Linked DNA regions of Homo sapiens: region 2 is linked to region 1. A link is an interaction called in ENCODE POLR2A ChIA-PET data of the cell type or tissue named here. Cell type or tissue: MCF 10A. All regions are shown on one strand. Each heading gives the region's core, and the rest is flanking DNA. Links, peaks and the distances in the headings are about the cores only. Region 1 has its middle 27 kb from the start of OVAAL. Region 2 overlaps XPR1 (xenotropic and polytropic retrovirus receptor 1).

The links. ChIA-PET counts read pairs that join two places held together with the same protein. Peaks named below come from ENCODE experiments on the same cell type or tissue, not always from the same donor. Only the 100,000 strongest peaks of a DNase experiment are listed, where the experiment ranks them.
Region 2: POLR2A ChIA-PET joins it to region 1 with 5 read pairs; 2 of 35 experiments call an interaction of 5 or more read pairs at or near these places.

The regions. Positions count from the first base shown.
Region 1 is chr1:180,578,514-180,594,281 of GRCh38, forward strand. No RefSeq gene overlaps it. Among named protein-coding and RNA genes, the nearest start is that of OVAAL, 27 kb to the left of the region's middle. RefSeq lists a silencer at 7,403-7,586. In MCF 10A, for the core only: no CTCF peak of the experiment used is centred there; DNase peaks (open chromatin) are centred at 7,168 and 8,348.
Region 2 is chr1:180,848,051-180,863,818 of GRCh38, forward strand. It overlaps XPR1 (xenotropic and polytropic retrovirus receptor 1), which reads left to right. Exons shown (of 15, transcript NM_004736.4): 12 at 15,658-15,768. LOC124904464 (a long non-coding RNA gene) reads right to left here. Exons shown (of 2, transcript XR_007066760.1): 2 at 3,838-12,750. Among named protein-coding and RNA genes, the nearest start is that of LINC02816, 51 kb to the right of the region's middle. In MCF 10A, for the core only: no CTCF peak of the experiment used is centred there; no DNase peak of the experiment used is centred there.

The DNA of each region.
Region 1 (15,768 bases), core at 6,134-10,133:
ACATCTTGCTCCCATTCTTGCCATGTGAGATGCTGGTTCCCCCTTTGTCTTGTGCTGTGAATAAAAGCTCCCTGAGGCCTCCCCAGAAGCCAAGCAGATGCCAGCACTGTGCTTGTACAGCCTGTAGAACCATGAGCCAGTTTAACCATTTTTCTTTATAAATTACCCAGTCTCTAGTTGTTGTTTTTTTTTTTTATAGCTATGTAAGAATGGCTGCTATAAACATTTGTGTACAGGTCTCTGTGGACATATGTTTTTATTTCTCTTGGGTGAATAGTAAGGAGTAGGAATGCTGGGTCGTATGGTTAATGTATGTTTAATCTTACAAAAAACTGCCAAACTCTTTTCCAATGTTGCTATGCCATTTTGTATTATCAGCAATGTATGACAATTCAAGATACTCCACATCTGTGTCAGTACTCGGATTATCAATGTTTGTTTGTTTGTTTTGCCCTTTTAAAGGGTGTGTAGCAATGTTTTATTGTGGTTTTAATTTGCATTTCCTTAATAATTAATGATGTTTAGCATATTTTTATGGCCTTACTTGCCACCCATGTCTCTTCTTTAATGAAGGGATCTTTTGTTCATTTAACAAATTGGGCTGTTTATATTCTTACTGTTTTGTGAGAGTGCTTTATATATTCTAGATACAAGTCCTTTATTGGATATATTTTTATCATATATTTTCCTCTTAATCCGTAGCTTGTCTTTGAGTGACAGTGAGTAGAGTTTTAAATTTTGATAAAGTCCAATTTATCTAATGTTCCTTTTATGCTTCATGCTTTTTGTGTCCTATCGAAGAAATCTTTAATCAGTGATTTTGTTTTTAAACTACGCTTATTTAATTCAAAGCATTTGAATTTATTTTGAGATTGTGATTCTTTCTTTATTGGACTTAAAGTATCTTTTTAAAATAATAAAGTAATAATAGATAGAATTGTGTGTGTGCGTGCACGCATGTACACACATTTTCATGCCTGGTAAAATAGAGTTGACCAATGTTTCTATGTTGGCTTCATAGGTCAGTTTCCCCAAGGAACATACATGTGACAAATCTTCTCTCCCTGACTAAACTTTAGTAAGGCTTCACTAACCCCTTTCCTCAACTAGGCTTTGACCTTGGGCTTCAGTGTTCTTTCTTGTCAGAGTCGCATCACCCAGTTTAGCAAGAATCCTGTTAATTCAGTTCAGAGAAAATCTACTACTCTCTTTATTTGATCACCCTTGATATCAAATCAAATTCCTCATCCCCCACCATCTCCTAAGTAGTATCTGATCACCCTTGTCAGCCTTCAGCAAGAATCTTGTTGAGTCGGTATAGCCAGATTCTCTTACCCCTGATTTTTCATCTTAGTGATTTTTCACCCACTGAACTCCAACTCTGATCTTGGCCTATAAATCCACATTTGTCCTTGTTGTGTTCAAAACTGAGTCCTGTTCTATACTGAGGCCTCTTTCTTCCTGCTACGATAGTTCCTGAATGAAATCTGTTTTTATCACTTTAACTACTGCCCGGGAATTGTATTGGGAAGTGCTACCAGAAACAACACCTCTAAAGGTGTGGGCGAAAGCAGATTGAAAAAAGGAGATGAATGATGATGCTGTGGCAGCAGAGGCCTCAGCTGCTCCCCTGGGAAGTTCTGGAGCTTGGATGACCCTGTGGAGCTGCGCTGAATAGAGGGAAGTGTCTGGACTTGCATCCCTCAGCCCCTCTGCCCATCAAAGGAGATAATGTGAGAAATTAATATAAAACGTGGTATAGAAATGGGAAAGAAAAATTATTTGAAGTGTAGTGAGTTTGGTGAGGCAATCCTTTTATAAGGACAAATAAAACAAAACTAATTAGTCATTTGTGAAACCTTTCCCATGGCTCTGTGACCTCTGCCACCCAGCAACCCGGTATCCTAGCAACAGTCTCTGGGCCTTTTGCCTGGTTTGCCTCATTCCCCCAGGGTGAGCACACCACTTTTACCTGTTCTGTTGTGTCTTACCCTCAGAAGAAAAGGAATGACTATTTGTCTGAGTGCACATGGCTGCCCTTCTAGGCTGGCAGGTCTGGGTGATAAAGAAACTGCTGAGGGGAAAGACCCTCATGCCCAGTAGCAAATCCAAGGAGATGTGGACAAGGCTTTTACAATAACTTTAGTGAAGAATAACTCGGCCAGGCATGGAGGCTCACGCCTGTAATCCCAGCACTTTGGGAGGCCGAGGTAAGTGGATCACCTGAGGTCAAGAGTTTGAGACCAGCTTGGCCAACATGGTGAAACCCCGTCTTTACTGAAAATACAAAAATTAGCCAGGCGTGGTGTTGCATGCCTATAATCCCAGCTACTCGAGGGCCTAAGGCAGGAGAATCGAGACAGAGAGAGACTCCGTCTCAGGGAAAAAAAAAAAAAAAAAAAAGAGTAACTCCTGGCTGGGCATGGTGGCTCATGCCTATAACCCCAGCACTTTGAAAGGCCGAGGCAGGAGGACCCTTTGAGGCCAGGAGGTCAAGACTAGCCTGGGCAACATAGAGAGATCCTATCTGTACAAAATAAAAATAAAAATTTTAACTTGGTACACACCTGTAGTCCTAGCTCTTCAGGAAGCTGAGGCAGGAGGATTGCTTGAGCCCAGGAGTTGGAGGCTGCAGTGAGCTATGATCATGATCATGCCACTGCCTTTTGGCCTGGGCAACAGAGTGAGACTTGTCTTCAGAAAAAAAAAAGAATAACCCTTGAATGCATGTGGGAAATGATGGTTTGCTGGTTTTAATTCACATACTTGGTCATCACCCATCATTGAGCCCTCTGCTCCACTTCTCAAATCATTACAAATTGTTGTCAGTCTAAGCTGAAAGGCAGACAAAAGCTCAACGTTGCCTACCAAACAGCTCTGCACAAATAAATCTGGCAGAGGAAGAGGGGTTTTTTCTTCCCCAGAATGGCCTAACCTCTTTTAGTACTCTCAGCAAAAAAGAGCTCCTGGCCAGGCACGGTGGCTCACACCTATAATCCCAGGTATTTTGGAGGCCTAGGCAGGAGGATTGCTTGAGCCCAGAAGTTCGAGACCAGTCTGGGGTAACATAGCGAGACCCCCATCTCTCTCTCTCTATAAAAAGACCTCCTGGGCATTGGAGGGGTCAGGGGAGATAAAGTAAATCTGCTATCATATTTTTAATCTGACCCACTAGAAATGAGGAAACCAGCCTAGAATTGCTCAACTAGCTTGTGGCAAAGTCAGAATTAGACTCAGATCTCCTCCCAGCCAAACCAGAAGCCCAAGCAATCCTTGATTATCCTAGCTTCTCCACTCTCACATCCACTGAGTCACTAAGTTATGTTATTTTGACTTAAAAATAGCTCTCAGGCTTATCTCCTCCTTTCCAATGATCATTGCTTCTGCTTTTGCTGAGGTTCTACCTAATCTCTCGGACAGTTGCAGTAACTTCAAAACTGGTCTCTTTCCTGTGTGCCAGTCCATTCTGCACACAGTAGCCAGTGTAACAATTTCTAAGCACAAATCTGACAACTCATTCCCCCATCTAAACGTTTGCACAGCTCCCATTCCTCTTCATGGTAAGTTCCATCCTTGGAATGACAGCAGTTATAACAAATGTGACAGCAAGCACAACTGATGGTGGCTTTAACTATAAAGACTTTTATTATTTTCTTAAATGTTCTAATATAGGCAGTCTTAAACTTGTTTTGGTGATTCTGTGATATTGTTGAAGACCCGAATGTTTTCTGTCCTTTCTCTCTTTTTTTTTTTTTTTTTTTTGAGACAGAGTCTTGCTCGTTCACTAAGGCTGGAGTGCAGTGGCACGATCTCAGCTCACCGCAACTTCTGCCTCCCGGGTTCAAGTGATTTTCCTGCCTCAGACTCCTGAGTAGCTGAGTAGCACTCCTGAGTAGCACGCACCACCACGCCTGGCTAGTTTTTGTATTTTTAGTAGAGACAGGGTTTCACCATGTTGGCCAGGCTGGTCTCAAACTCCTGACCTCAAGTGATCCGCCCACCTCAGCCTCCCAAAGTACTGGGATTACAGGCAGGAGCCACCGTGTCTAGCCTGTCCTTTCTCTTTCATCCTTAGGCTGAGGTTTGGATCCTCAGGCTTCTCATTCTCACTATGGTTGTAAGATGGCGACTGTAACTCTAGATACTGCATCCTCATGTGTCAGCATCTAGATCACAAAGGAAGGGAAGGAGCAAAGGAAGAGCTCTGTTACAGAATTCTTCTGTTTTTAATCAGGGAGGAAATTCTTTCCTTGATGCCTTCCTCCAGACTTCTTATATTTTAGGCCAGAATTGAATGCCATATGCAGCCCTAAACCATGCATTATCATCAAAAGTAAAGGGGATTGCTATGATTGGTGCTATGGCTTGACTAGGCCCTCCAAAGTTCTTGTGTTGAAAACCTGATCCTTAATGTGGTGGTGCTGGGAGGTGTGGCCTAATGGAAGGTGTTTGGGTCATGGGGGCACCATTAGTCTCAAGAATAGATTAATGCTGTTATCTTGGGAATGGGTTCATTACCTTGGGAGTGGGTTCCCTATAAGAAGATGAGTTCAGCCCCCTTTTCCCGCTCTCTCTCTCTCACCCTCTCTTGCCCTTCAGCCTTCTGCCACAGGATGATGGAGTAGGAAGGTCATTTCAAGATGCTGGCCCCTCAATCTTGGACTTCCCCACCTCCAGACCTATAAGAAATAAATATCTTTTCTTTATAAACTACTCAATCTCTGACATTCTGTTATAGCAGCACAGAACAAACTAAGACAATTGGCTTAGGCCAATTGCAATTTATACTCTGTCCCTGGGCACTCTACCACCTGAACAAAATCAAAACTCTGTTAGCAGTAAGAAGAAATGGCAAATGTGATGACAGCCCAACCTATAATGTGTGCACCCCAACCTATAAGGCTTGCGTGAGCTGGCCTCTACCTACTTCTTCAGCTTCATATTCTGCCACACTCCTTTATAACAGCCTTTCACTCTAGCTGCATGGAACCACTCACGTTTCCCAGAGCAGTCCTCCATGACTTTGCACATGCTGTTCCCCCTGCCTGAAGTATCCTACTGTCCTGGATAATCTTATAAACTCTTTTTCTTCTTGGAGAGCTTGACTGAACTGTAAGACTTCCTGATCCTCCAAAGAAGGGTCAGTCTCCCTGATCTTTCCTGGTCTAGACAGTGCTGGCACATTGTAGTTGCACAATAAATGTATATTAAATGAATCTTTTCATCATTTCAATGTGCTACTATTTTGAGCCCTCAGAACTGCCACTGCTTATACTTTAACTAAAATCATTACTTTCATCACAGAGCCAGTTAACAGATTCCTTAGCATATGAAAAATATTTCTAAATAGTAGGATCGGGTTGCTTATCAATTTAAGTAAGAAGTTGTCTGATACAGAATGTGATTTTGGCCGGGCGCGGTGGCTCACGCCTATAATCTCGGCACTTTGGGAGGCCAAGGCGGGTGGATCACGAGGTCAGGAGATTGAGACCATCCTGGCCAACATGGTGAAACCCCGTCTCTACTAAAAATACAAAAAAAAAAAAAAAAAAAAAAAGTCAGCGGGGCGCGGTGGCGGGCGCCTGTAGTCCCAGCTACTCTGGAGGCTGAGGCAGGAGAATGGCCTGAACCCGGGAGGCGGAGCTTGCAGTGAGCCGAGATAGCGCCACTGCAGTCCGGCCTGGGCGGAAAAGCGAGACTCGGTCTCAAAAAAAAAAGAAAAAAAGAATGTGATTTTGAGGGAGCTAAAATACCCTAATTTGATGTTAAGTCTCATATTTTATCCTATAGTACCTGTGACAAATCATTTTTTCACTGCTGTGTATCAGGCATACGTTTTCTTGCTGTCGATTTTTTTTTTTTTTTTTTTTGAGACGGAGTCTTACTCTTGTCGCCTGGGCTGGAGTTCAATGGCGCTATCTTGGCGCACTGCAACCTCTGCCTCCCGCGTTCAAATGACTCTCCTGCCTCAGCCTCCTGAGTAGCTGGGATTACAGGCGCCTGACACCATGCCTGGCTAATTTTTGTATTAGCCAGGCTGGTCTCGAACTCCTGACCTCAGGTGACCCCCCCCTCCTCAGCCTCCCAAAGTGCTGGGATTACAGGTGTGAGCCACTGCACCCAGCCAGACAAATTATCTTATGCATGTTATATAGAGGTATGGATACTTAGAAATGCTAATTTGTACTGGGGCTAATACTATTTAGGGGGTGCATACAGAAAATGTATTCAAATACAAGCAGTGAGATAGAGGGGGAGAGGATGAAAGAATAGGAAGTAGGAAATAAGATATTTAGAATGTAATTTATCACAGAGTAAGGGGAGCAAATCCAAAATAATTTCAGATGCTACAGGTATTTAGCCTTAAATAACACTAATGTACAAGAAGCTTATTCCTTTTACGATTCTTCTCAATTATTGTAAATGGTCCATTTCCGCAAGTCATCAGGCTCAGAAAGTGGCATTCCACCTTCTCTGGAGCTCTGTGCTAGCTGACCTAGCCTACAGTGGCTTAGAGCCATTTAAGCAAAGTACGTGGTACAAATATTTGGCATTTTGCTGCCTTACCAGTGTTAGCGATGAAAAGAAACAAAAAATGTCGATGTAGCCACAGAATGGGACTTTGAGCTGGAAATTACACACATCGACAGAATGAGACTTTGGCACGGGGTGGTATGTATGATTAAAAAGAAGAAAACTGGCTGAGAACGGTGGCTCATGCCTCTAATCCCAACACTTTGGGAGGCTGAGGCAGGCGGATCACCTGAGGTCAGGAGTTCGAGACAAGCCTGGCCAACATGGTGAAACTCCATCTCTATTAAAAATACAAAACTTAGCCAGCTGTGGTGGTGGGCGCCTGTAATCCCAGCTGCTCGGGAGGCTGAGGCAGGAGAATCATTTGAACCTGGGAGGTGGAGGTTGCAGTGAGCCGAGATCACGCCACTGCACTCCAGCCTGGGTGACAGAGTGAGACTCTGTTTCAAAAAAAAAGAAAGAAAGAAAACTGGAGCTAAAAGTGAACAAAAGAAAAAAGGAAAGAAAGATAAGAGAAAGGAAGGAATTCAAACCTCTCGGGTTAAACTGGATGTCTGAAGTTGTTTCGACTGTGGCTTCCAGGAAGCTCTGCCTCATTTCTTTGAAATATGACTCAGGTCCTTACCCAGGAGCATGTCTGACCTTGTTCCGACAGAACTTTAAAATATTTACTCTGTACTCCCTCTAGGCAGCTTCTCCATTCTTAGTCTCCAGCCATCTGCTTGGCAAGGCAAGAATCACAGATGACCAAGGTACCTCCTCACACACACCTGACAAGAGAAAAGTTTTGATTCCCTTGTCATGGGCCCCGACACCTTGGGCTGCTTCTACTGCAAAGGGCAGTATCTGGGGGATGCCCGGGCAGAAGAAGAGGACTGGGTTACATACTGTGCTTGTTTAACAAAGGTTTTGGGGGGCCATTTTAGCCAAAGATCTTTCTTTGAGTTCAAAAAGTTACACAGCTTTTAAAATCTGAGGCTGGAGCTTCTTGAGGGTGCCTGGCAAGGACAGCCAGGCCAAAACTGCATAGGAAGATGGCAGGAGTTTCCGTCCGTCACCTCTTCTGTGGCTGTGTCTCTCTTCATCTCTCAGGGCAGCCAGGGGACTCTGCTATCTCTATAGGCCACTCTCAAAATCCGCCCTCAGGAATGGAGCTCATGGACTCATTCGTGCAGGTGCTATAGCTAAAAGAGAAACTCCTCTTTAAATGTCTGAAAACAAAGGGATTGATGACAATTTTTGACATCTGGGGCTCTCAGTGCCAAGGAGGCAGAGAGGTGTTAAGGATAGGAAAGACTTCTTGAAATTGCTTATTTCGTATCTCGTGAGATTCAACCTACCAATAAGACTGGCTCTTTGCCATGCCTGAAGGAGTTCACTTGATATTCACAATAATTATGGAGTCCTCTCTTTTCTGAACTAAACTCCATAATAGGCACAATTAAGCTAACCTTTACTGAGCACTTACTATACCAGGTATTTTGCTGAGCACTTTACATTATTTTCTTTAATTCTTAAATTTAGGTAGAATATCATTTAGGATCCTCTTGATAGACCTAAACCAAATAGGTGTAAACGCAAAGAGCATTTATTGGTTTACAAAACTGGGAAGCTCAGGAACAGGGCTGCCTTCATACATGACTGGACTCAAACAACATTATCAGAACCTTGACTCCCTCCATCTCCTGGCATGGATCCACCTTCCTTTGTGTGTTGGCTTTGTTCTCAGGTTCCCCGTGGGGGCAGGTGGCTGGAGCTGCTCCAGCCAGACAGTCTTCCAGCATCTCCATTTCAGCAGGAAGTAGAAAGCAGCACTCAGGAGTGGCACTCAGCTTCCTCCTGAGTGCTCAGATGTACTCTAATTAGACAGCATCACATACTCATCTCTGAATTGGCCTCATGGCCAGGGGCTTTGAAGAGTCTGTCCTGAGTCATGGTCTGCATTCTTCTTCTTACTATTTTTTTTAGACTTTTTTTTTTTTCTCTGTTGCCCAGGCTGGAATGCAGTGGTGCAATCACAGCTTACTGCAGCCTTGACCTCCTGGGCTCAAGGGATCCTCCCACCTCAGCCCCCAGGGTAGCTGGGACTACAGGTGCACTCCACCATGCCCGACTAATTTTTGTATTTATTGTAGAGGTGGGGTTTCACCATGTTGCCCAGACTGGTGTCAAACTCCTGGGCTCAAGTAATCCTCCTGCCTTGGCTTCCCAAAGTGCTGGGATTACTGGCGTGAGCCACTGTGTCCGGCCTCCATTCCTGGAGGGAGGTGGAGGAGCCTTAACTAGACCAGAAGGATAGAGACTAGGGGAGAAGGATCTCCAGATGGAAATTTGGGGAATAGATGCAGAGCAAGCAACAAAAAATTTTCATAACCCCTGTGAGTGTTAGTGTTCCACTTTGATAGATGAGGAAACTAAGGCTCAGTAATTGATAGAACAGGAGCTCGAATCCTGTCAGTTACATTTAACAAGCCATATTATTGTTCCATTTATTCAGAGGAAATGTTTTTTCTTTTTAAATACATAAAAACAAGAATGCATAACTAGAGTAAATGAATTAATGTCAAATTTTCCATAATGAAAATTCTCCTTAACTTGTCCTGCAAATGTACCCCAGGAGACAGAAGAAGCCCTCTAAGAACGTATAACTCTCTTTTCAATATGTCAATGGCCAAGTTTTTCTGCCAAGGGAAAGAAAGGGAATGTGACTCATTATTAAAGATCCAGGGCATGCTTTTGACTTCATCTTCAGAATGATTTGAACCAACAATTCAGCTGGCTTCAAGAAAAACAACACATGAAGTGACTTACTGTAGAAAGTAAAAAGTTTCCTCTTCAAAGTTTAAAAATAAATCTTAAGTGTTAGAAATAATAGTTTCTTTTAAAGACTAACTTCCTTCAAGCCTCCTTGCTTTATGCTAATAACTCTTTGTTAAGCCCTATCCTATGTAGCTGTTAGACATGCTCACAGGCATAGTACATTCTATGTCCTTGAACCTTAACCAAAATATTTGTGTTGGACACGCTCATAGGCATGTCCCAGCTCACAGCCTGTGTCCCTTCCTTACTTAGGAATATTATTACTTTTCTACCTATTTTTAAAAGTTTTAAATTATTAGCCAGTCAGGTTTCATGAGGTCTGGCTCCAGCCAATGGAGACAGGACACAGCAATAAGGACCTCACGTGTAAGTAATAAATATTCTGGTGTCTGTTTATTCTGTGTGTGCCCTTGCCATTGTCCCATCTGCAAGGGACACCCTTTCTGCAGAAAGTAAAAATTGCCTTGCTAAGACAACTTTTTGTCTAAATGCTGATTTTTCCTTGTGGCACCAAAGAACAAACATTTTACATTTCTAACACTTACTGATATAATTTATCCTTTCTTAGATACTTCACGTGGGCCTGGCTGCCTTGTAAAGGGTTTTGAAACAGTCATTTAGGAGATATGGTCATTGTTGATTTTATTCTGAACTCTCAACCACAAGCAACTATGAAGTCTGTTATTAATGACCTTATCATATTGACATGTACTAACCAAGATAGAGAAAGCTATGGTGTTAGCAAAGTTAGCAAAGTCTTAGACTTGGCACTAATTAACTCTGTAACCTCAGACAAATCTCCTAACCTTTCTGATTCTCTCTCTTTCTTTTCTTTTCTGTTTTTTTTTTTTTTTTTTTGACAGAGTCTCACTCTGTCCCCCAAGCTGGAGTGCAGTGGCGCCATCTTGGCTCACTGCAACCTCCGCCTCCCGTGTTTGAGTGATTCATCTGCCTTAGCCTCCCAAGTAGCTGGGACTACAGGCACCCGCCACCAGGCCCGGCTAATTTTTTGTAATCTTAGTAGAGACAGGGTTTCACCATGTTAGCCAGGATGGTCTCGATCTCTTGCCTCATGATCCACCTGCCTTGGCCTCCCAGAGTGCTGGGATTACAGGCATGAGCCACCGTGCTCAGCCATTCTTTCTGTTTTTTAAGAGATGGGGTCTCACTGTTTTGGCCAGGCTAGTCTCGAACTTCTGGCAGTGATCCTCCTGCCTTGACCTCTTAAAGTGCTGGGATTACAGGCATGAGCCACCACCCTGACCTCACTTTCACTCACTTTCATCTATAAAATCTTCTTTTTTGTTTGGTAGAGGTGTGGTCTTGCTATGTTGTGAGGCTGGTCTTGAACTCCTGGTATAAAATCTTTAAAATGATGATAATAAGTTTATAAGTTTTTGTGAAATTCAGATTATGTAATATGCTTTAAAACTCAAGAATGTTTGTAAACCTGTTAGAATTTCACAAATATAAAGTGTTATACTCCTTTCAATCCAAGAATCTGAGAACTCTGTGGCTGCCTATCACAGTAACAGTGAAGAAATTCCAAGAGGCAGGTCTAGATTAAGTTAGAGTTGAAGTCTGTAACTTCAGAAGCTGATTCTGGACTAGGTAACAACCTCCTATTTAATCAGGAAATAATGGCTTGCAGTAAAACAAAACAAACAAAACATAAAAACACCAATGTGTTTCATTATATTGAAATGCAAAAAGAAGAATGTGATCCAAGCGTGGCATAAACTTCTAAACAAAATCACCAGTTACTAAAATTCTGTACAATTCCATTTTCTCAACATACTTGACTTTTGGATCATTTGTTCACATCCAGGAGATTCCTTAGCACCCCACATCTATTACCTCAAATATGATCAAATCCCTGCAGGGCTCAGAAGAAAGATCAACAAGTCAGAAATCTAAAGAGTAGATATACTGAGGCCAAATTAAAACAGAGCAATGATCAATCCCAAGAATGGAGCCTTTCAGATTTCAAGTAAAAGTGGCCACTGTTTGGGCAGAGGACATACTCCAGCATCCTTTTCTCTCCAAAGCCTTCCCTAGTACTCTCTGCCTTGCTTCCACACAGAAAACTTAGCACCTTTGCCCATCTCCGGTCAGATGATCAAAGAATGCTTCTTGGCCTTCCCTGACTTTCCTTGGTTACTGAACATTGGGCACCAACCATTATTTGTGTGTTAGTTTGTTTATGGGATTGGAAGCAGAATGCCTGCTGTGTTACCTGGTTAGAGGCACTGGAAGTGCCAACTAGAAAGCCCAATCTCTCAGCTAAAGGAGCTCTCCAACTGAGGTTTGGCCTGCAAAGGTGGTGGTGCCTGAGCTGAAGGGTGAATCAAAGCCAGCTCCTCGGATAAGAGGTGAGGGTGATGGATATTTCAAACCAAAAGAATCAGCCAAGTGCTGTGGCTCACACCTGTAATCCTACCACTTTGGGAGGCTGAGCTGGGAGGATTGCTTGAGCCCAGGAGGTTGAGGCTGCTGTAAGCTATGATTATGCCACTACGCTTGAGCCTGGGAGACAGAATGAGATCCTGTCTCAAAAAAAAAAAAAATTAAAGTAAAGAAAGAATAACCTGAACTGAGGAGAGACACAGAAGATCATGATGCATTTAGAACATTTATGTCCATATAGCTGGACTACAGAGTGTATGTGGCTCACAGGAAGCTGGAAAAAGTGAATAGAGAGGTAGGCAGGGGCTGGATCATGAAGAGCCTTGTAAGCCAGGTTTTTAAATTAGCTTTGATCATGAGGGCAATGCAAAGACATCAGAGAGGTTTAAGCACAGAAGTGATATGATCAGATGTGCAGTTGAATAATAACAAGCAATATGTGTTCCAAACAAAATTTGGAAAATCAGAAAAGCACAAAAAAAGTGTAACAGATGGTATTGAATGTCCGGGCCACACTATAGGTCTAAGACTATAGGTCTAAGAATGTTTTCTTAGACCTATAGTGTGTCCTGGACATTCATGACATGACCTTTTTATTTATTCTTTCCTATTGCTTCAGAAAAATCCATTCTAGGATAAAATCCTTGCTTTTCTGATCCCATTCTGTCACAAAAATGCTCTCATTTGAGTACTGCAAAAATTGTGTGAAGTGTAATATTACACCTTCAATATTTTATTCATTGAAAAACTTCTCATCCGTCTGGCTAGGCTTGCTTTAGTCTTGGAAGCTTGCAGTGAAGGAAGGGTGCACAGTCAGCTTTTTCCCTCTTCTACCCACTAGCTGCTCTTTCCTTAGGCCTCTGGGGATGGATTAGGGGCAAATTACTCAGATTTATGTGACTGACACAGTTGTCATATGGTGTGCCATTCGCACCTTGGAGATCCTTCTACTAGGGACCCCTGGCTAGAGTGCCCTCCTGCCAGGTAGCTTCACCCTGCAGGTGGTTTTCCAGGGCAGTGTCCCTTTTGACATGGACTGTGAATGGGTCCCCTCATTCCATGGCCCACCCGTCAATAAAAGTGCAGCTCCCTGCCAATGAGTCTTCTCTCTTTATTCTGTTGCAGGGCAGGCCCTTCTAGACTTTCACCTTTAGGCTTCCTCTGGTGAAAGTCAGTCCTGTGTCTCTCAAACTCCAGGAGACACAGATCAAGGACTCACTCCAAATGACTCTTGTGAAACCTCCTCACTTGGCTTAAAGGGAGGTGGTGTTTCCTATGGCAGGAGTAGGGTGGGTTTGGAACAGTGCACCAGGACCATTGTCTATAAAGAAGACCTTGATCTGGCTTCTTAAGCCCCCAAAGGATGTTTCTAGCCTCTCTTCCATAGCCTAAGGTGGGTAATGGGCTTATATTGACAAAGCCCAGTTCACAATCTCTTTGTGTGCCCTGAACATAGCTAGGGGGTCTAGCAATTCTATTAAAAATTGGTCTAGCAAATTTTTTAGAATGTGCCAGTGTAGGACCTACCTTAGTATTCTTAGTCTTTGAAGAGTTGAGAAAATAGAGGAAGCAATTTTCTTTAAAAAATGAAAATCATTCATAATTCCAATAGTTTTTTTTCTTTTCTCCTTTGGAAGTATAGAGAATAAGGAGAGAAAATTCTCCTTCCACCTTTCAACTATAACAGTTTGATGTGTATCTTTCAAAAATTTGTTATGCTTATATAAATACAGACTATAGATAGACGGGTGATTGTAAAACATAGCTATGGCCAGGTGCAGTGGCTCACACCGTAATCCCAACAATTTGGGAGGGCGAGACAGGAAGATTGCTTAAACCCAGGAGTTCAAGACCAGCTTGGACAACATAGAGAGACCCTACGGTTTCTACAAAAAATTTAAAAATTAGCCAGGCATGGTGCCATGTGCCTGTAGTCCTAGCTACTCAGGAGGCTGAGGTTAGAGGATCACTTGAGCCAGGGAGGTCAAGGCTGCAGTAAGCTGTGCTTGTGCCACTGCACTCCAGCCTGGGTAACAGAGAGGAACACTGTATCAAAAAATAAAATAAAATAAACAAATAAATAAAACATAGCTACACAATGTTTGACATTTTTTCTATCAAGAGGTGGCGTTTATGTTCCCTTCCCTTGAATTGGTGCAGGCTTGTGACTGCTTTGACCAGTGGAATACAGTGGGAATGAAGGTTGTGACTTATGAAGCAGGGTCCTAAAAGGCGTGAAGCTTCCACCTTGATCCCTGGGGACACTAGCATTTGAAGCATCAGGCCACCATGAAAGAAGTATGACTACCCTGAGGACATGATATTGGGGAGGACACACATAGGTCAGTGCCAGCTGAACCCATCCTTCAGCATTGCAGGCCAGGTGGCAGGACATGTGCATAAAGAAAAATGTAAGGAGTACCTCTTCTAACTCCAGCTGTTCCACTCCCAGCCATTCAAGTCATCTCAGCTCTAGATATCATGGGGCAGAGAAAAACCAACCCTGCTATGCCCTGTCTGAATTCCTGCCCCACAGAATCTGCAAGCATAATGAAATGGTGGTTGTTTTATGTTACTAAAATTTGGGGTGACTTGTTACACAGTGATGGGTAATGGGAACAGACAGCTATTTAGAAAGTTCACTGAACTGCAAATGGTAAAGATGGAGTTGAAGGGGGCAAGACTGGGAACAGAAAGACAAGGTAGGAGGGTTTTGCAGTAATCCACATGAGAGACCAGCGGCTAAATTAAGGCAGTGGTAGTAGGGAAGGAGAGATAGGGCCCAATGGAGAAATATTCAGGCTCAACACTTATGGCCCCACTGGCCGGTATCAACAGCACAAAACACAAGAGATGGGCTAGGAAAAGAAGGCATAGAGCAGAGGCCTTGCGCATGCTGTTAGCGTATCTCCTTTGGTATATCTCAGCTTTTTCCTCTGTGTGCAGACTCGGCTTTGTTACCCCAGGCTGTGATTACATGGTTTAGTTTCACAAACGGGATGCCCTGAATGTTAGGCTGTGGATTACATTAATCAATCTATTTTGTTTTATCTTACATGCTTACTTAAAAGCTCCTTGTACTTAGAAAGAAAATATATGCAAAGTAATGTACAAAGCAGAGACTTGTCATTGTTTTAAGCTGAGCCCTTGTACCCTGTCAATGAACAAAGAGGCCCCTGGGTGAGCAGGATCAGTTTATAGTGATCAGTCTCTGAGAGATCTACCTCCCTGCAGCAGGGCAGTGAAGGAGGGTGGGAAGGACAGGGTGTACGGAACAGAAAGATAGAAAAAAATTGCTCACAGCCAGCTTACTGGCACGTTTCAAGATATGCTAGGCCTAGACTGCAGGACAGTGTGTGCTGGAGATAGAGTTGCAGTCTACAAAAGGTCTGCACATGCATTAAGTATGGACAGACAAAAGCTCGTGCTGCCAAAAATGGTAAGGCTTGTTACCTCTGGGGGTTGGAATTACTTCTGTTTTTTGTTTTTGTTTTTGTTTTTGAGACAGGGTCTTGTTCTGTCACCCAGGCTGGAGTGCAGTGGCACGCTCTTGGCTCACTGCAACCTCCGCCTCCCAGAGCGATTCTCCGGTTTCAAGTGATTCTCTTGCCTCAGCCTCCCGAGTAGCTGGGATTACAGGCGCCCGCCACCATGCTGGGCTAATTTTTGTATTTTTAGTAGAGACAAGGTTTCACCATGTTGGACAGGCATGTCTCGAACTCCGGACCTCAGGTGATCCGCCTGCCTCAGCCTCCCAAAGTATTGGGATTACAGGCGTGAGCCACTGTGCCCAGCCTTCTTCTGGTTTTGTTGATGTGTTGGGACCTTTGTGCTTTTTTTATATTTTCCAAATTTTCTGCATATGTATTACTTCTGAAAATAATTTTTGAAAAAACTACATTCTTTTAAAAATTATGAGGCCCTCACAGTTTCACCCATGTGGCTCTTATCTGCACTAGTGTTTTCTGCAAGTTTCACTCTAGATCATCTGACTACTCTCATCTTCCT
Region 2 (15,768 bases), core at 6,470-10,469, 270 kb after region 1:
CTTTAAAAAAATTGATACAAGATAATTATACATATTTATAGGGTACATAGTGATGTTCTGTATATGTGATCAGATCAAAGTAATTAGGATATCCATCTCAAACATTTATCATTTGTGTTGGTAACACTCACTATCCTTCTAGCTATTTGAAACTGTATATTATTGTTAACTGTAGTCATCCTACTGTGGTATAGAACACTAGAACTTATTGCTCCTATCTAGATGTAATTTTGAATCCTTTAACAAATCTCTCCCTATCCTTCTCTCCCCTATGCTTCCCAGCTTCTTGTAACCTCTGTTGGACTTTGTACTTCTATGAGATTAACATTTTTAGCTTCTACATATGAGTGAGACCATGTGGTGTTTAACTTTCTGTGCCTGGCTTATTTCACATAATGTAATGTACTCCAGTTCCATCTGTTTTGCTGGGAATTACAGGATTTCATTCTTTTTTATGGCTGAATAGTATGCCATTGTGTATATACACCACATTTTCTTTATCCATTTATCTGTGGTTGGACACTTATGTTGATTTTTTTATCTTGGCTATTGTGAATAGTGCTGCAGTAAACATGGGACTGCAGATGTCTCTTTGTTATACTGATTTCTTTTTCTTTGGACTGAAATGCCAAGTAGTGGAATTGCTAGATCACGTGGTAGTTCCTATATGCAGCTTTCTGAGGAACCTCCATACTGCTCTCCATAGTGACTATACTAGTTTACATTCCCACCAACATTATAAAAAGTCTTAATAAAATGTTTGCAGCTAGAACTGAGCAGTATATTAAAAGAATAATATACCATGACTAAGATATTTTAGTAATGCAAAAAATAATTCAGTGTTAGGAATCCTTAAAAATTAAATGTTACCATATCACTAAACCAAAGGAGAAAAGCCATGTGGTCAGCTCTGTAGGTGCCAAGGAGATGTTTGTTAATTTTTTAAGAAAGAATATAAGAATACTTCCTAAGTATAGCAAAATACTATACACACATGTGCGTATAATATGTCACTCTGTATCTTAGACCAATGACTAGAATCACGATTAAAGGTAAAAAAAATTTTTAAGTTGTTGGCCTAGACTTTCTAAGGCCCCTTTAGCTCTTTACATTCTATTAGTCTGATAGAGCTATTTGCAAATATGTCATGTGTTGGCAGACATTATGTCATTTTGAACCTGATACCAACTCCGAAAGAAAGGAAACAGGTGTTATTCTCATTTTGCTTGCGCAAGGTCACATGACAGTAAGTAGCAAAACCAGAATTTTGACTCTAGATTCATTCCTTTTTTTAACTCTAAAAAGTTATTTCCTACAAGGCAGCGTGCTATAATGTTGTGATCCTCAAATTTTGGTGTGTATCTGAATTACTTTGGATGCTTGCTTTAAAATGCATTATCTTGGGTTTTACCTTCAGTCTAATTGAGTAGGATTAGGGCGATCCAAAATTTGCATTTTTACCATGTCTTCTGCTAAAGGTGATTCACTGAGGACACATTAAGTGCATGCAAACAACAGATGTTGTAAACAGATGTGGTGTTGAGCAAATATAGAGACAAATAAAAGTAGATTTGAATACTACTTCCTCCTACTGAACTATTTGTAAAATCTTAGCAGTCAAGTGATGAATGGTACATAGGCAATAAAGCATACTGGGTGAGAGTGTGGGCTTTGGATCAATGAATCTTGGGCATGTTGCCTGATGATAATGGTACTCACTTCATAAGGAGGTTTTAAGGACATATGTGTAAGTTTTCATAGAGAGGAATGAGAAAGCAGAGCAGAGACAGTCAAGTGTTAGTTATACTTCAGTGGAAGTCTCAATACAGGTACATGCGTGCGCACACCCACAAAGCACATCAAGAAAGGGGACCCAGGAGTTCCCCACCAACAAAAAGATTTTGTTTCTCCCATCAGCTTTTATTCTGCTGAAAGTCATTAGAGACTATTGAAATTTTTTATTTTTAATTATATCTCAAAGTGGATTGATACTGCAGTTGGTGAAGTAGATTCCACAGTAAATATGTGAGTAGGTGTTTCAGAAGTACTGACTTTGATTTTTTGGTAGCATTTGAGATAATACAGGTTTTACTCTACTTCTAAAAATATTTTATTTAAAAGAAAAATGAAATGAAGGTTTATATAAAAAGGCATCACAGTTTTGGACTGTTTTACTCTGATATTTAGAATTGTTTCAGATGGATTTTTTAGATCTGATATGTTTTACTGGTGTAGAATATTGGCAGGCTGTATGAAGAAAACGTGGAAGAGATTTTGGCTTTCCTTCTCTCTGTGCCTATCTCCTATTATATTTCTTCTCACTCCCTTTTTAGGTTTGTTAACTAACCATAATATGGAATACATATTGTTATTTCTCACATTTCTAGAATACATCTTTGTGATCTGCATTTATTTTATATTCAATTCTGATTACTATATTCTGTATTATAGCTGCTTAAAGATGTACTCCAATCTTATTTCCATTTTTAAATGACTATAATTTTAGCTTATGTTTATCACTTTTTTCAGTTCAATTAAGAAAAAAGTTTCTGCCCATATGTATGTACTACCTGAAGCTTTCATAAAATGAGCACTTGAGACACTGTGTAAAATGTATAGAATCCTGGCCAGGCATGGTAACTGACACCTGTAATCTCAGCATTTTGGGATGCCAAGTTGGGAGGATCACTTAAGGCCTGGAGTTCGAGACTAGCTTGGGCAACATAGTGAGACCTCATCTCTAAAAAATTATTTTTTAATTAGGCAAGTGTCGTGGTACACACCTGTATTTCTAGCTACTTGGGAGGCTGAGGCAGGAGGATCACTTGAGCCCAGGAGTTCAAAGTTACAGTGAGTTATTATTGTACCAATGTACTCCTGCGTGGGCAACAGATTGAGACCCTGTGTCTTTAAAAAAAAAAAAAAAAAGGATTATAGTATCCTTATATTTCTTTTAAAGTGGTTATAGTTGTTAGCATTTCATTTAGTTAAATAAATGAAATTGTGTCTTTTCCAGGAGAGAAGGCAGAAACACATAGTTTATCTGCTCCAGAATTGTTATTTGGTTATAGAACAAAAGGAGTGGGGAAAAGCAGAAATAGATATTTTTTAATGTAAAAACACCAAACTTCTATTTAACTCATGAATTAAAGAGGAAACCAGCCAGTTGTCACTACTGGTTCAAAGGAGAGACAATATATTTTCCACATGATGGTTAGTTAACAAACCTTTACTGTGGAGTAAAGGAATGCTGATATCCATTTACAAATGGACACAAAATTTGCTTTTTCTACTGGAGGTGGGGTGTGGTGGAGGAGTAGAGGGTAAGATGGAATCTGTTGGACCTCCGTCAGACAGAATTTATTTGTGTGCCTATAGACAGAATTATTGGCATTTATCCACAATTTATACAGAATTATAAAATAACTCCAAGACCAGAAAAGGCACAAACTCCATAGAAACATAACCTAGAAAGGTATGGTGTAAACAATGCATAATTTTCCATTTTAGTGCATAGTAATTATTTTTGCTTATTCCAAAGTCTTAACTTTTCCTTACAGCAATAACCTACTACAAGAATGTTTCCAAGGCTGTTGATCAAATGTGTAACAGAAAGGGATTTTTAAAAATAAGCCTAGACACACATACATAAGAAAGATATTGGAAGAGGTTCTGATGATCTGATCTGGGAAGGGGTATCTGATACAGCAGAAGAAAAGTTGCTAAACTCTGTCAAGAAAGGAAGTCCTAAATGGTGTCATTGATGCTTTTATAATCACTGAAGAGGTAACTTTGTTATTGAGGAGCCAGTAAATAAGGATCTATATGGATAATAAATTGAATATAAATAGTTTAATAATGAAATTACTTTCTTGATTACATCAGTCACATCCAGTTTTATTCAACAAACATTTACAAAACATCTTCAATGTATCAGGCACTACTAGATGCTAGGCATACATAGATGAACAAAACATATCTTGCCTTTAAAACCTCCTCTTGGAGCTCACGGTTTGGTAAGGGAAATAGACTAATTACAATAGAACATGGAAGTGCAATAATACTATATTATCAGTATTGTATAGGGTATAAGGTGGTTTCAAAGAGGAAGTGGTTAACTCAGTGAAGGTTTTGAGGAACAGTCAAGTTCTGTGGTTTTTTTTTAATTAAACATTTTGTTTTGAGATAATTGTAGAATCACATGCATGGCAAGAAGTAATGCAGAGAGATCCCATATACCCTTTGCATAGTTTCCCCAGTGGTAACACTTTACAAACATAGTATAATATCACAGCCAGAATATTGACATTCATACAGTCAAGATACAGAACATTTCCATCACCACAAGGATCCCCCCTGTTGCCTTTTTTGCACAGTATTCCCCCGACCCTATCCATACCTTCACTTTCTGCAGTTTTACTTATCGGTGGTCAACCACAGTCTGAAAACTTTATGCTATTTTGAGAGAGAAAGAGACCACAGTCACATAACTCTTATGGTTTTCGTTTTGTTTTTTGAGACAGGGTCTCACTCTGTCACCCAGGCAGGAGTGCAATGGTGTAATCTCAGCTCACTGCAGCCTTGACCTCTTGGGCTCATGCAGCCCTCTCACCTCAGCCTCCTGAGTAGCTAGGACTACAGGTGTGCGCCACCACACTGGTTTAATTTTGTTTATTTTTTGTAAAGGTGAGGTCTCCAACTCCTGGACTGAAGCAATCCTCTCACTTCGGCCTCCCAAAATGTTGGGATTACAGGCGTGAGCCACCACGTCCAGCCTTCCACATAACTTATTACAGTATATTATGATTGTTCTGCTTTATTATTATTGCTAGTCTCTTGCTGTGCTTAATTTATAGATTAAACTTTATCATAGCAGTACTATCCATGGTTTCAGGCACCAACTGGGGGTTTTGGAATGTATCCCCCACAGATTGCAATGGTGCAATCTCAGCTTACTGCAGCCTCCACCCGTTGGGTTCAAGCACTTCTCATGCCTCAGCCTCCCAAGTAGCTGGAATTACAGGCGCACACCAAGCCCAGTTAATTTTTGTATTTTTAGGAGAGACGGGTATTCGCCACGTTAGCCAAGCTGGTCTTGAACTCCTGACCTCAAGTTTTCCACCCGCCTCGGCCTCCCAAATTACTGGGATTATAGGCATGAGCCACTGCCACTGCGCCTGGCTTCTTTTCATTTTTTAAATTCAACCTATTTTCTTTCTTGTTCAGGTTAGGAAATTTCTATTCTATCTTTCAGTTGCCAGTTCTTTCCTCTGTCCCTTCTATTATTCTGTTAACAGTGAGTTTTATTTCAGTTATTGTATTTTTGGCTTCTAATATTTCTATTTGGTTCTTCTTTGTGTTTCCTGTATCTTTGGTGAGACTGTTTCTTTGCTAAGGCATTTTTATCATAGCTGCTGTGAGATCTTTGTCCAGTAATTCCAACATCTCTATCATCTCAGTTTTGACATCTTTGATTGTCTTTTCATTAAGTTTGAGATCTTCCTTGTTCTTTGTATGACTAGTGATTTTTTTAATTGAAAACTGGACAGTTTGGGTATTTTGTTATTAGACTATAGACACACACACACACACACACACACACACACACACACACACACCCTACCTCTTAATTATCCTTTGGATTGAGAACATTTCCTGCTTTTGCATGGTATTGCTAGCTGCTAACTGAGAGCTTTGGCAGCCTTACCTTCTGTGGCACAAATAATAGTGCATTCATGTGGTTTTTTTTTTTTTTTTTTTGTATTTTGTTGTATTTTGTTCGTTTTTCTTGAAATCAGTGGGAATTATCTGTGGTGATATTACACACAATTTTTTTAATGTCTCATAAGTGTAATACAGTTAAAACAGCTATAGGAATCATTAGGCATGCAGAAAGCAGCAACTTTTAAACATCATTGTGACACTCATTGAATTAAAAGCAGCTGTGTTTTGTTGTAAAGGAAAAAAATGATGTCTACAAAATGTTAGAACAATGCCGTTAAAGGTTGTATCTAAAAGGCAAGGAAAGTTTAATAGGGGTTTTGCTTTATCTATTTTTAGCTCTCAGGAACTTATCCTCATATAAGTCTGTTGCTTAACTTTTTCACATTCAACTTATTAACAAAAGACCATGAGATTGGCAGAGGAAGCAAAAGGAAAGCTTTATTTCCTGTAAAGGATTACAATCTGCAGGTCAGGAAACTAAGCTTCCAGCCAAAACCAAATACATAGGCTTCAGTTACAAAGGGGAGAGGTTGGAATTTATCCCCAGTGGGGTTAGCTCCGCATACATATTTAGCAGGTTATAGGAGAATTTATGAATATTTATGAGGGAAACCAAATGTGTGGTGAGTAAACATATATGTTACATATGTCCCATGTTCACTTCGGAGTAGGCAGTTAACATTAAAGTGAAGTGAAATTCGGCTCTTTGTGTCAAAAGGTGAAACACAGAGCAGAGCACAGAGGCATCTTGTGCTCAGTCTCTGTGGACCAGCCAGAACGAGTCTGTGATCAGCAGTCATTTATCAAAAAGGAATGCTTTGTAAGGCTAGTCACCTATCGTGGCAAAAGCACGATAAGGGAGGGGAGTTTGGCCACAGTGTCAGATGGTCTGTTGAGGTTGGGGAAGAAATCTTGCACACATTGTTTTTAGGGACTGGTTTCTGTTTAATTATAGGAAAGAAAGTCTTGGCGGCTGATAATGAGATAAGGGAATGTGGAGGTGTGACTGACCTCCTGCCTTTGTCAAAGCCTTAGAATCTGGTTTTAAAGTTTTCTGTTTGCCACAGCTGTCCATTTCATTTTGCCTGGAGGGCCTAGGAGCTACAAACTTAATAGGTGTTTTCAGGGACACATTATATGTGTAGGCTGCCCAGAGACTATGTTGCCTTTCCCAAGTATTTGTTGGAAGGTAAAGCATTGTGCAGAAAATACAAAAATGAGTGAAACATAGCCTCAATTCAGTTTGGCAAATATTAATTAAGCCCCTACTATGTCCAGCATGGTACATGGGCCCTAGAAAAATGCTGATGTGAGATCTTTCTGTGAAAGACATTACAATTTAATGGAAAAGACAAATATATATTCAATTTGCTCTACTCTAAAGTTAAATTCTTTTCACAATGCTAGATAGAATACAATATTACAGGAAAGAAAAAAATTGTGTATATACAGAATGAAAGACAGTATAAGCACAAGCAAAATGTTTTGTGAAAAGAATGTCATAGGAAGGAGAGATTAACTTTTTTCTAAACTTTAATGTATTTTGTCCTTTGTTAACATATTATTAAATTTTTTATCTCAAAAATGTTAACTTGAAAAGGGGTTTTTACAGCTGGGCACAGTGGCTCACACCTGTAATCCCAGCACTTTGGGAGGCCCAGGAGGGCAGATTATGAGGTCAGGAGATCGAGACCAGCCTGGCCAACATGGTGAAACCTCGTCTCTACTAAAAATACAAAAATTAGCCGGGTGTGGTGGTGTGTGCCTGTAGTCCCAGCTATTTGGGAGGCTGAGGCAGAAGAATCACTTAACCCAGGAGGTAGAGGTTGCAATGAGCCGAGATCATGCCACTGCTCTCCAGCCTGGCGACAGAGTGAGACTGTGTCTCAAAAAAAAAAAAAAAGTGGGGGGAGGGGGGACGGTTTTACTATAACTTTCATTGCTTTTCTCAGCTCCTAACTCAGCCTTTTCCTCTTTATTCTTACAGACCACCTTGTCTCCTACTAGCTTAAGAAAATTGAGGCTATCAGGAATCATTTTCCTTCAGCTACCTTCTCCCTACATGCTTATTTAATCTAAACCCCTTTTTACTGTATTTTCCCCAGTCTAAAGTAACAAGGTGTCCTTCCTCCTGTGCACTGCTCTCATTTCCCCTTGTCCCAGGATCTAGCTCTGGCAGTTGTCCCTTGTTTTTCCCAAATCTTCAAACTGTTTGTCATTACTGGCTCCTTCCTTCTAGCCTATGTACATGCTTAAGAGTCCCCTACTCTAAAAAGATTTCCCTTACCTCATTAAGCCATCTGGTCTAGTCTTTTTTCCTTTTCTCTATCCTGCATCTCAAAACAGTAATCTATCTATTCTTATTCTTACTGTCTCCATTCCTATAACCACAATAACTCTATAGTAATTAACACATATTTAGAAACCTTGAAATGTAAACAAACATAGAATTAGAATTTAAATTTTTTAAGAGATAAAGAGAAGCTCTGTAACATTTCAGAGAGTTCTCATCTCTTTGAGTCTTTGGTATTAAAAAAAAAAACTGGAAATAAACTCAACCAAGTGTAGTCAAACACAGTGTGATTCCCCTTATAGATGGAAGACTTATCTCTCATTGTAGCCTGTCCTTTTCATAGAAAGAGCTTCTAAATTATTTTGATGGTTGCAACCACTGTCTGTGTGACTCCCCAGTCTGTATCTGAAGCTTTTTAGTTTTTTCCAGTTGTTTTCTGGGCTTCCTCCACCTCGATGTTTCGTAAGTACCTTAAAGTCAACACGTCAAAAAATAAACTCATTTTTTTTCCTAAGCATGCTTCAAGCCCCATGTTCTCTAACCTAGTTTATGGCACCATGCCACTCACCCAGGTTAAAAACTAGGAGTTATTTTTGACTGTATCCTTCATCTCACCTTCAAAATTTACCAAGTCCTGCCAATTTTAGTTCCCAAGTATTTCTTAATTTTTGCCTTACCTCTCTGTTCCTTAAACTTATACTCAATTCTAGTCCTCATTGTTTCTCACTGGGCTGTTGCCACAGCCATATTAATACACTGCTTTCAATCTTTACACCTCAAACTCATCTCCCCAAAGATACCTAGAGCTGCACTGTTGCATAATTTAACTACCAGCTACATCAGTCTGTTGAGCATTTGAAGTGTGCCTAATCTAAATCGAAATGTGCCGTAAGTATAACATACAAACTGGATCTTGAAGACTTAGTTTGAAACAAAAAACTGTGAAGGATATCAATTTTATTTTGACTATATATTAAATGTAAAAGTGATAACATTTTAGGTATAGATTACATAAAATATATTATTAATTTTACCTGTTTCCACCTTTTTGAATATGGTTACTAGAAATTTTATTATTACATATACTCTTTCTCCACCTTCACATGAAAATGTGGCTGGTTCCTTGTCAGTACCCAAGTCCCAACTTAAGAAACCTTCTCTGCCTGAACGCTGTTTCTGCCTGAATACTGTCTGAAGGAATTTTGTCTTATCATCCTGTTCTGTTTTCTTCATGGTATTTTTCACTGTGTGAAATCATCATCTTTACTTATATATCTGATCATTGTCTACCCCTACGAAATAGGAGGCTTTACTGAGGCAGGAAATTTGTCTGACCATTAGTAAATAAGATTCACTGTTGTGTACCTGGTACCTAGAATAATATCTGGCATGTGCAGGTACTCTTTATTGAATGAATGGTTTCTATTCTGCTTGAAATGGTTCTCTCTGCCCCATAAACTTGTTTAACTCAAGTCCTTTCATGATTCAGCTCAAGTAGTACCTCCTTCAGGAAGATTTTCCTGGCTATTTCCCCTCCTGGCTTATTGATTCCTTTTCTATGCACAGTTCCAGAACTGTACCTATACATTGTGTTTTTGACTAAATTCTCTCTCCTCTTTTAGACTTGGCCCTTAGTAGTTCTTCAGTATATTCTCATTCCCTAGAATGTACCTAGTTAGGTTACCCAGTAGACATTCAGTATTTGTTTGCTGAATATACAAGCAAGCAGATGTTTTTTTGGAGTTAGTCTTTAGTATTCTAGTTATACAATAAATAATGCAGGTTATAGTATATACTCAGTAGTAAACAGTTCTTGAATTAGTAAAGGAATTCCTATGTACTATTTTTATTATAAAAACAATATAGTGGCCGGGTGTGGTGGCTCACACCTGTAATCCCAGCACTTTGATAGGCCGAGGCAGGCAGATCACCTGAGGTTGGGAGTTTGAGACCAGCCTGGCCAACATGGAGAAACCCTGTCTCTACTAAAAATACAAAATTAGCCGGGCGTGGTGGCGCATGCCTGCAGTCCCAGCTACTCAGGAAGCTGAGGCAGGAGAATCGCTTGAACCAGGAGGTGGAGGTTGCGGTGAGCCTAGATTGCACCATTGCACTCCAGTGTGGGCAACAAGAGTGAAACTCCATCTCAAAACAAAAACAAACAAAAAATATAGCAAAATTAAAGTCTTACTTAAATCATTTGTATAACCACCCTAATAACAATTATTTTCCTCAGCCCACTTTCTTCCTTAATCTTACTTCCCTCATCTGAGATAACCACTTCTGTTTTTTTCCCATAAACATAATTTTATATACAGTATGAAATAAGCAATAATATGTGTAATAACTTTTAAATTCTATTTTCCCACACTATGTTAGAAATTTTGTAATGTTACTTCATGGTTTTATGAAACTACTTTTTTCGTTTTAAAGTTGAGATGGACTTAGAGAAGCAATGCTGTCTAGTACAAAATGTTCCTTAGATGAGGATTCCTCATTCTGGTTCCCCCATTTAGCCTTAGGCCCTATGAGTTCCTTTTTTGTCTCAATCATTTTAAGAATGTGAATTTTCTGTAACCACAAAGCTTGGAAGAGGCAGTCTATATTCAAACCCAGGTCTCCTAACTTTAAATCTAGTTATCTTTCCATTTATTAACTATCTCCCTCAACTTCAGTTTCCTTAACTATAAAATGGGAATAATAATGTCTGTCTTGTCTGCCCTAAGGATAAAGATGATAATCACCTGAGGGATTAATATATGTGATCTCACATGTAACTAAAACACACTAAAGATCGGGGAATATCTATATTTGTTCATTTTTTGGAGGACAGTATTAATCTGACAATTCAAAGGTTTGATTTTTCTTTTTTTTGGTAATAGAAATAGATCCAGGATTTGCTAGATCCTAAACTCAGTCATAATTCAGTTTACCTTTATAGGTTTGGGCTTTGAAAACTAGGTCCAGTCTGTTGTGTTTTCTTATTTTATTTCAAACCAGTTCTCTTTTCACGTGGTGCCACATTTTTCATTTTTGAAATATCCACCCTGAAACATGATTCAAGTTGATTTCCATATGTAATTTTTCTGATTTCTCTCTTTAGTACTTTTCCTTCTCTCTTTTTAAAAAATCATTCCCACATTGTCCCTTTAGTATTTTAGTCCTTTTCCTTTTTTCTTTTTTAATCATTCACACAATGGCTATGGGTACAAAACTGTAAGAAATTTATTTTTATTTTTATTTGTTTTAAATTCATGGATACCATTGCCATAAATATGTCCAATATGAATTATGCTGCGAATGTGGCAGGCATATACTGGATAGAAGCTTAGAGTAGAATAGCAATGACTTGATTTTCTGTGATTCTGAATATCACTAAAGTGTGCTACCAGGGTTAGCCAAGAGAGAATAAGATGTAATTGCTTGCCTAAAGTGATAATATCTTTCCAGGACATCTCCTGAATACCAATGAAGGCAGATGATTTCAGGGAGAGAGGCATTCTTCACTTGAGAGATGGGAAAGATCAAATAATGGTAGTAATTAAAATGAGACCAAAATGTAGCATTTGTAGACCAAGTGTGTGCTAATCATTGTTTGAAGAAGTTCATCAGATAAAATATTACTTACTCTGAAATATTCTGTAAGAATATTTATTTAAAAGGCAGTAAGTCCTCATGTATGTTTCATAGAAATTGCATAGAAATGATATGGACTTCTAATATAAAAAATTAGAGTGTGATTCAGAAAAGAAAGATACTTTTAAATGGTTTTTAATCAAAATTGTCTTAATCAAAATTTTAAAGTTGTGAATAAATACATTCAAAAATGTTGTTTGGAAAATGAAAAGACAAGCCACACATTAACAGAAAATATTTGCAGGAAACCTATCAGAAAGAGAACTGGAATACAGAATAAATTTTAAAATTTCAGACAATGCAATAATAATAAGACAAGAAATTCCCCCTCAAAATTTTTGGCCAAATATTTTACCAAATCCATCACCAGAAAAGATACACATATGACAATTAAACACATAAAAAGATGCCTGACATCACTAGTCATCAGAGGAGTAAAGATTAATATCACAACTAGATACTACAAAATGTCTATTAGAGTAGCTAAATTTTTTTTAATGACAGTATCAAATACTGTTGAAGAAGAGGAGGAACTAAATTTCTCTTACATTGCTGGTGAAAATGCAAAATGGTACAATAACTCTTTAAAACAGTTTGAAAGATTTTCATAAAGTTAAACATCCACTTACCATACAACCCAACAGTCTCACTCCTATCCAAGGGAAATGAAAACATATTACATAAAGTCTTGTGTATGAATATTTGTAAAGTGACTTTTTTGGAATTGTCAAAAACTGAAAACAGTCTGTATGTTCATCAGCAAGTAAATGGATAAACAATTTGTATACATCCTTACAAAGTAATACTATTTAGCAAGAAAAAGAAATAAGCCACTGATACATGCAACAACATGGATAAATCTTTAATATATTATGTTAAGTGAAAACAACCAAACTCAAAATGCTATATACTAAGTGGTTCCATTTTATGTGACTGTCTCAAAAAGGCAAAACTACCAGAAGAGAACACAGACTGGTGGTTGTCCGTGGGGCTACAATGGAGTGTGTGGGAATTCTTTGGAGTTATGGAGATGGTCTGTAACTTGATTGTAGTGATGGGTACATGACTCTGCGTTTGTCAAAATGAGCAGGATGTGACTAAAAAAAAAAAAAAGAAATAACATGGGCTTGCAAGAGAGAAACACCAGATCCATTGTACCACTGTAAGAATTACACTCTAAGGATAAGATTTACATTTAAAATCTAGGAGAAATACCAGAAAATTAGCACATTGCTTTTAGTTTCATTATTAATTCCTTTTTCATGTAACATTTTTACTCCTCTTCACAATCTCCTTTTATGTAATAATTTACACTTGATTATTTCTTCAGTAATTAGTAAAGAAAGAAAGAAAATCAGCTTTCTGTAATAAGACTCCATATCACCTATACTCACTTGAGAAATACTCATTTTGTTATCTCCTACTAAATGTATCTATTACTCTATTCTCATGTCCTTTTACTAGCAGACAAAACAATAGCTTATTATTAGGAAAATTAAATGAGACAATATTTGTAAAATACCTGGCACATACCTTACATTCAGTTTTTTTAAGTGTTGTAAATATAAATAAGTTCCTTGCCTTTTTATCTCTGTGTGGATCTTGTTTTGAAAATATGAGGAGTGAATTTTACTAAGTTGCCAAATTTGCTTTATTCTTTGTGAACCTTAGTAGATGAATTGTAGTATCTTTTTTAATGTAGCCATGATGTGAATTATTGAATGACACTTCTCAGCTAGACCCTATATCTGCACATAGAATGAAATAAATACATGTCAGAACACACGAACTATACCTAGATAGTAAGTAAATAATTTTTTAGGCATTTTAAGTTGATAATTTATGACATAATGTTGTAGTATAAATATTCAGCTCAATTTGTTTTTAATGAAGAAAAATTTTTGTGGAAATAGTTTAAATGTGAAAATGTGATTATATCAGAGCTGGGCTATTCATGAGAATCACATGTGGACCATTTAAAGAAATACCAATTTCTTTCCCTACCACTGCCTTTCTAAGAGAAGCAGCTAAACAGTGATGTGCTAGTATATGTTCAAGAAACCAGCTCTTGGGTGGGAGTGGGGATAAGGAGCATTGATTCCTAGTGTTTGCTGATTTCCACGGTGTAAATACTTCCACTATAGCCAATTTCAAGCTACTAAGATGATAACACTGAATGTGGAGTGAGGAAAAGATGTACAGTAGCACAGCATTATACAGTATTTCCATCATGCAAGTACAATAAATACATCCAACCTCGAGAATAAAAGCAAAAATTAATAAAATTAAAAAGTAATGAATTTTGAGTATGTGTTACCTTTGTTTTAATATAGCTATTTATAAAGTTATGTAAGTTAATTTTTAATAATGACTGAGTTTGACAACCAGCTTCCAGAGTTTCTGAAAATTTAACAATTGGCCTCTCATAAGCTGATGAGAACTGATGTTCACACAACACTGAAGCTCCAAGGCAACTATTTTTTTTTTAACTAATTGATTGCAAGTAATTTGCCAACCAGTTGTTTTTCTAAAATACAGATCTGATCCTAAAGCCCACGAAGGCGTTCCACAGTCAGACCCAGATGAGTCTTTTTCAGCCTCATTTTAAATCATACCATTTCTCTCACATCTTCTATATGTCACCTACACTAGATGTAGGTAACTTGTAGCTTCTCAAACACACCTGTACTTCCCCCCACCTTCTCATTATCTGCCTTCTCAGTATCTTCCTTCAGCCTCGAATGACCTCACCTTATCTGCCTGACTTTTGCAATACTATTTATTTATCCTTCTAGAACTAACTCAAATGCTGCTTTCTCTTACTTCCTACTGTTGGAAACATTCCCATTTGCCTTGGTGCTCTCATAGCCCTTTGTTTATACTTCATTTTGAGCTCAAATTTATCAATTTATAATGAATGAATGTTTCACTCTCTAGATTATAAACTTCTAAGGGGTGCCTTTAAATCATACTGTACTTATTAACACATTAATATAACCTAAAAGTGGTTAATGAACACTTGCTTATTTTAACAGAAAAAAATTATGAACGATGCATGATATATCCTTCACTTTCTATATCTTTGAGAAACTGACCAAAATTTAAACTTTTTTGAATTAGATTTGTACGCCTTTTTTTCCTGGTGATGCAGAACCATATTAGTAGTTATATACCTATAGCACACCTAGAGACATTTCACAATGGACTCTAGAGCTTACCAAAGAAGAATTTCATTAGATAGTATATGAAGCAGAAATGATTAAATTGTATAACTATATTTGTGAATCATTATTCTCATTTAGTGTGCCTTATAATAAGTATTTTCAGCATAAAGCCAAAGGTTACTTTATAGTGTTCCCAGCAAATTAGGCCTTTGTATCAATAAACACCCTCTAAGAAAAGCTAAAATATCATACTTTGCTTTGTGACTTGAGAGAAATTTGCTTTCATACATATCCTTAAGGGTAAAATCCTTATCACTCTGTTGTTTTCGGGCATTTTATCTAGACTTAGGATTATCTGGTTGCCATCATGATAAGTATGGACAACATCTAAGTGTATGAAGGAAATGTTCTAAAGTAAAAACAATCCAAGAATTTCTTGAAGCAAATGCACATTCCTTGTTAGTAGTGTTTCAGGAATCTTTTTCATATTTTGCACTAGGCTGCCACCTGATGGCAAAAGTTAAAATTGCATCTTTTGTAACATTCGACGCCTTCATTGCAATTATACAGATTTTTATGTATTCAGCATAGAGCCTCCAAAACTTTTATACATTTGTGTAAGTGTTATGTATTCAATAAATGTTTGATGATTGCTTTGGACCTCAGGGAAATCATATTTATTATTTAACCTTTGTTAGACAGTGATCTTCCTACGATCTGTTTAAAGCTTTGCTTTCTTATGGAGCTATTTTAAGAATCTGTTTTAATTAGTGTTATTAATGAAAAATTTTACTTAAATGTAGTAATTTTCTCTTTTCTCTTTCCCTCTTCTTTCTTCAGAACGAGGTCACTCGGACACTATGGTGTTCTTTTACCTGTGGATTGTCTTTTATATCATCAGTTCCTGCTATACCCTCATCTGGGATCTCAAGATGGACTGGGGTCTCTTCG